Linked DNA regions of Homo sapiens: region 2 is linked to region 1. A link is a loop called in an ENCODE intact Hi-C map of the cell type or tissue named here. Cell type or tissue: gastrocnemius medialis. All regions are shown on one strand. Each heading gives the region's core, and the rest is flanking DNA. Links, peaks and the distances in the headings are about the cores only.

Region 1 (2,915 bases), core at 243-2,742:
CATAATTTTGCAAAGGTGGTTTCAGGTTATTAAAAAGCTTTAGAGCAGGAATGAAAGGAAGTAAAGTACACTTGGAAGGGGGCCAAGCTGGCGACTTGAGAGAGTCAAGTGTGTGGTTTGACCTTTGACTTGGGGTCTTATACGTTGGCATGCTTCTGGAGTTGCGTTACTTCTCCCCTGATTCTTCCCTTGGGGTGGGCTGTCTGCATGCACAGGGGCCTGCCCACACTTGGGACGGGCCGCATGCGCAGTGTGTTTACTGCAGTTGTACACATGCTCACTTGAGGCATTCTTCCCTTACCATTCGAGTGTTCCTAGAAGGCCACATACCACTTAAACCCCACCATTTTGCCTCATAGTGCGCATTCTTGAGCCCACTCACCCAACTCCTGTGATCTTATCAGGAAGCTGCTGATCACCAGTTTCAGGTGTTTCAGTCTACCACCTTTTCTGACGCCAGCTGCAACCAATTATTATTTTAGAGAGACAGTTTTAACAACCACCTGACCATCACCTGATGGTCGCCTGAGAATCCTGGTGGGTGGGGAGGCAGGGGGAAGAGCTCTCCTGCCCTGACCATGTCTGACTAACTACCTACTGAACAATTTAACCCATCAGCAAGTCCTGACAGCCCTGCCTCCAAAGAAAGTCACAAACTAGCCTACTTTCCTGTATCACCACTGCCTTCATGCTTAACCAGGCTACCACCACCCAGACCTGCCTCCACCTCCCCACCACCTCCCCACTTCCTCTCTCGCTCTCCAATCCATTTACATCAGCTACAGTGATCTTTTAAAAATGGAAGTCGTGGCCAGGAACGGTGGCTCACGTCTGTAATCCCAGCACTTTGGGAGGCCGAGGTGGGTGGATCACCTGAGGTCAGGAGTTTGAGACCAGCCTGAATTCTGGCCAACATGGGGAAACCCCGTCTCTACTAAAAAAATACAAAAAATTAGCTGGGCATGGTGGCAGGCACCTATAATCCCAGCTATTCATGAGGTTGAGGCAGTAGAATCGCTTGAACCCGGGAGGTGGAGGTTGCAGTGAGCCGAGATTGCACCATTGCACTCCAGCCTGGGCAACGAGAGCGAGACTCAGTCTCAAAAAAAAAGCAAGTCAGATCAGATCACTTTCCTCTTTAAAACCTCCCACTGACCCTCCCATTTCTTTAGGATTTAGATGGACTGGAGAGCAAGAGAAGAAGTGGGAAGAGGTGATGGGGAGGTGGAGGCTGGTGTCTGGGTGGTGGTGGCTTGGTCAAGCATGGAGGCAGTGGTGATATAAGAAGATGGGCTAGGTTGTGACTTATTTTGGAGGCAGGGCTGTCAGGACTTGCTGATTGGTTAAATCAGTCAGCCTAAGCTGTGAACTAAGACAGTTCACACAGCTTTCAGTTTCTGGCACATGGTAAGAGCGTGATATATAGTTATTGCTTGTACTATTAATAGGTTGATGGAAGTTTAGTAAGATCAGGCAGTTCCCCATTTTACCATTAGGTGTCACCACAGACCTGGCTAAAATAGCATACTTGCTTCCCATCTGAGAAAGCCCTGAGAAGTGTGGAACAAAAGGGCCTTAGAGTTGGGAACATTTCCCAAGGTCAGGAAAGTAGGTCAGGGATTTAAACCCAGTTGTCCTGACACCTTAAAAGCCATGGTGGGGAGAGGCCCTCCCTGCCAGGGCTCCCACAGTGCCTCCAGTCCCCAGGATAATTTTACATATTTGTAACAATAGGTAATTAAGGGTACTAACTATGTAACCCGTGCTAGTCTTTTATTTTTTGAGATGGAGTTTTGTTCTTGTTGCCCAGGCTGGAATGCAATGGCGTGATCTCTGCTCACTGCAACCTCTGCCTCCTGGATTCAAGTGATTCTCCTGCCTCAGCCTCCCTAGTAGCTGGGATTACAGGCGTGCATCACCACACCCAGCTAATTTTTGTATTTTTAGTAGAGACGGGGTTTCACCATATTGGCCAGGCTGGTCTCGAACTCCTGACCTTAGGTAATCCACCTGCTCTGGCCTCCCAAAGTGCTGGGATTACAGGTGTGAGCCACTGCACCCGGCCAACCAGTGTTATTCTAAGCATTTTATAACACAAACTCATTGAATTCCCACAAATGATCACATGAGGTAGAGTCAAATGTGTCCCCATTTCACAGATGGAGAAACTGAGGGACAGAGAGGTTTATTAACTTGCTCAATGACATACAGCCAGTAAATGTAGAATGGAAATGAACCCTTGCATTCTGGCTGCAGTCTGCGCCATCCTGGAGCTTACTCCATTCTCTGGTCACCTTGGTAATAATGTTTTTTATCCCTTTTAAAATCTTTTGATATCACATAGCTTCTTTAGTGCTTTAACATTTAACTATTGTTCCATTACAGGTAGAATTTCCTGAATATATAAGTATTGGTAAGGAGATAATGTTGATTTTTTTTAAAGTAATTGTCAAGCAGACTGATGTATAGGAAAGTAAGTATTGTGATTTCACAAAACATTGTTCTATTCATAACATAACCATTTCCTGATTCTTTATCATTTAGCCCCAAATTTGCCATCCAGTCCCAACTGAATTCCATAGACCTGGTTACCAGCTGAATCAGAGACTTGGAGGATACATGACAAAGGGAGGAGCTCGGTCTAGCCTTTCAATCATTCACTTATTCATTCAACAGTTACTGCCTCTTCCTTCCTACCAGACCCAAAATGAACCCTGCCCTCCAAGAGCTCACGGTCTCATGGGGGTTAACAGACAGAAAATGCACATGCATTGGCATTGCATAATTGCCCATCTCTCCAGACTGTCTGTAGTGTCTTTTTAGAAAACATATATATATTCTTTTTTTTTTTTTTGAGATAGGGTCTCCCTCTGTCACCCAGGCATTGTCACCAGGCACTGCACCCAGAGTGCAGT
Region 2 (2,915 bases), core at 253-2,752, 590 kb after region 1:
GAATCACAGGACTTCGAGCTGCTCAAATTTAATTCCCATTATGTATTTTCTTGAAACTGGAGCATTGTGAGGGAGTACTGACAATGGAAAATGAATATAAATAAAGTTAAAGCCTTCATATGTATTTCATTCATGCTTGAGTCATACCTGGTGCTCATAAATCAATCCAGGATTATGAGGGTAGATGTTGACTTCAGTTTGGTTAAAAGGAAGTACAGTTTGAGCATTGAGTAGACATGGAGATGTGGAGTTTTTCAAGTCTTAAATTTACCAAGAGAGAGGAGGGTCAAGGACAGAAGGCTGTGGGAGGCCTATATTGATTCAGCAGGAGAGTTCCCTATCTTAACAGCAAAGGAAGGAGAGAGTTTCTAGGAGGGGTATGTTTGAATTATTGATTGTTCCTTCCAATCTAACTTCTGTTAGTGTAGATAATATAAAGTTTATTATGTCTACTATATACTGCAGGGATTATTATTAAGCAAATAATGATAGACTTGCTTATCCTATTGTAATTTTAGTTCCTTGGGGGAGAGGAAGAAGCTGCTTAGTTATATCCAGCGATTGGTTCAAATCCACGTTGATACAATGAAGGTAAGAGGATCTGAGTTTGTTATGTTTTTTGAATATAAAGTGATATAACTCAATTATGTAAAATTCATTTTGAAGAGAATAGGAGGAAATCTGCTTCTCAGTGATAGAATTGTGAGTAGTGGATCTTTTCTAAACTTTCTGCACTTTCTAAAATGAGCACAGAGTATTTAAATCAGAAGAAGAACTAAAATATGTTTAAGCATACAGAAAAGCATAAGTAGACCACTACCCAACTTGTCAAATATTAATATTTTGCCTAATTTGCTTCAAGTCTGTTATTTTTAGAGCAAAATATTAGAAACTATTGAAGACCTCCTTTGTACATTCTTTTTTTTTTAATGAAATGTGGTCTTGCTCTGTCATCTAGGCTGGAGTACAGTGGTGCAATCTCAGCTCACTCCAACCTCCGTCTCCCTGGCTCAAGTGATCCTTCCATCTCAGCCACCCCAGTAGCTTGGACTATGGGTGCATGCCACCACACCTGGCTAATTTTTGTATTTTTTATAAAGACGGGGTCTTCCTGTGTTGCTCAGGCTGGTCTCAAACTCCTGGGCTCAAGAGATTGACCTGCCTTGGCCTCCCAAAGTGCTAAGATTACAGATGTGAGCCCCCACGCCTGGCCCTGTTTCTATTTATTATGTTTCTATCCTTTTCTCCCTAGAAGTAATAAGCATCTTCCTGAATTTGATGTTTATCATTGTCATGAATGGTTTTTACTCTTATTGCATATTTATGTATATCCATAAACAATGTATAGTATTGTTTTACATATTTTTAAACTTTATTTTTTTGAGACAGAGCCTGGCCTTTTTTTTTTTTTTTTCCTCTTTTTGAGATGTAATCTCTCTCTGTCACCCAGGTTGGGGCTCAGTGGCACTATCTTGTCTCACTGCAACCTCTGCCTCTCAGGATCAAGTGATTCTCCTGCCTCAGCCTCCCAAGTAGCTGGGATTACAGGCATACACCACCACACCCGGCTAATGTTTTTGCATTTTTAGTAGAGTTGGGGTTTCATCATGTTGGCCAGGCTGGTGTCAAACTCCTGACCTCAAGTGATCCACCCACCTCGTCCTGCCAAAGTGCTGGGACTACAGGCATGAGCCACTGCGCCCAGCCAGAATGTGCATTTTTCACAAGCTCTTCAGAGTGATTCTAAAACCATACTTGATGAAATGTTTCTTGTTTTGTTAGTGACAGGAAATAGACCTTATTTACTCTTTTGACATTCCTAGGTTAAGAAAACTTAGTTTCAGACCTGGGAGAAGATGTAGGATATCTTCTTTTTTTGTACTTTTTTGCCCGATCATCATTTGCATTTTTCACTTTTTTTAAAAAATAGATGTAATGTATAGTATTTGAGTTATTTCAGATCCCTCTCTATAAGAATACATATTTTAATTTTGCTTTTGCAAGTTATAGACTTCTTTTCTTTCTTTCTTTTTTTGAGATGGAGTCTTGCTCTGTTGTCTAGGCTGGAGTGCAGTGGCACAATCTGGCTTACTGCAACCTCTGCCTCCCAGTTTCAAGTGATTCTTTTGTCTCAGCCTCCCAGGTAGCTGGGACTACAGGTGCACACCACCATGCCCAGCTAGTTTTTGTATTTTTTTTAGTAAAGACAGGGTTCCGCCATATTGGTCAGGCTGGTCTCGAACTCCTGACCTCATGTGATCCGTCTGCCTTGGCCTCCCAAAGTGTTGGGATTACAGGCATGAGCCAACACGTCTGGCCTACCCGGTTATTTTCTTTTTCTTTTCTTTTCTTTTTTTTTTTTTTTTTTTTTTTTTTGAGAGGGAGTCTCGCTCTGTTGCCCAGGCTGGAGTGCAGTGGCATGGTATCAGCTCACTGCAACCTCTGCCTCCCAGATTCAAGCAGTTCTCCTGCCTCAGCCTCCTGAGTAGCTGGGATTACAGGCACCTGCCACCACGCCCAGTTAATTTTTTTTTTTTTTTTTTTTTTTTTTTTTGGTATTTTTAGTAGAGGCAAGGTTTCACCAGGTTGGCCAGGCTGGTCTTGAACTCCTGACCTCATGATCTGCCCACCTTGGCCTCCCAAAGTGCTGGGATTACAGGCGTGAGCCACCAGCCCGTTCTAGGCTTATTTTCTATTGAAAATCACATCTGAAAAAATTTAATGAACATTTTTGGTTCAACTATATAATAATGTTTTGTTGTTGTTTTGTTTTGTTTTGTTTTTGAGATGGAGTCTTGCTCTGTCTCCCAGGCTGGAGTGCAGTGGTGCAATCTCGGCTCACTGCAACTTCCAAATCCCAGGTTCAAGTGATTCTCCTGCCTCAGCCTAAATCAGCTTCCTGAGTAGCTGGGACT

The links. Hi-C counts contacts between places; a loop is a spot of excess contacts. Peaks named below come from ENCODE experiments on the same cell type or tissue, not always from the same donor. Only the 100,000 strongest peaks of a DNase experiment are listed, where the experiment ranks them.
Region 2: it touches region 1 in a loop (5-fold over the local background); 2 of 110 quality-filtered maps call a loop at or near these places.

Annotation. Positions count from the first base shown.
Region 1 is chr20:37,533,189-37,536,103 of GRCh38, reverse strand. No RefSeq gene overlaps it. Among named protein-coding and RNA genes, the nearest start is that of BLCAP, 6.8 kb to the right of the region's middle. In gastrocnemius medialis, for the core only: a CTCF peak has its summit at 1,491 (motif pointing right); no DNase peak of the experiment used is centred there.
Region 2 is chr20:36,938,715-36,941,629 of GRCh38, reverse strand. It overlaps SAMHD1 (SAM and HD domain containing deoxynucleoside triphosphate triphosphohydrolase 1), which reads left to right. Exons shown (of 16, transcript NM_015474.4): 3 at 519-591. Among named protein-coding and RNA genes, the nearest start is that of SAMHD1, 12 kb to the left of the region's middle. In gastrocnemius medialis, for the core only: no CTCF peak of the experiment used is centred there; a DNase peak (open chromatin) is centred at 1,659; H3K27ac peaks cover 2,308 bases.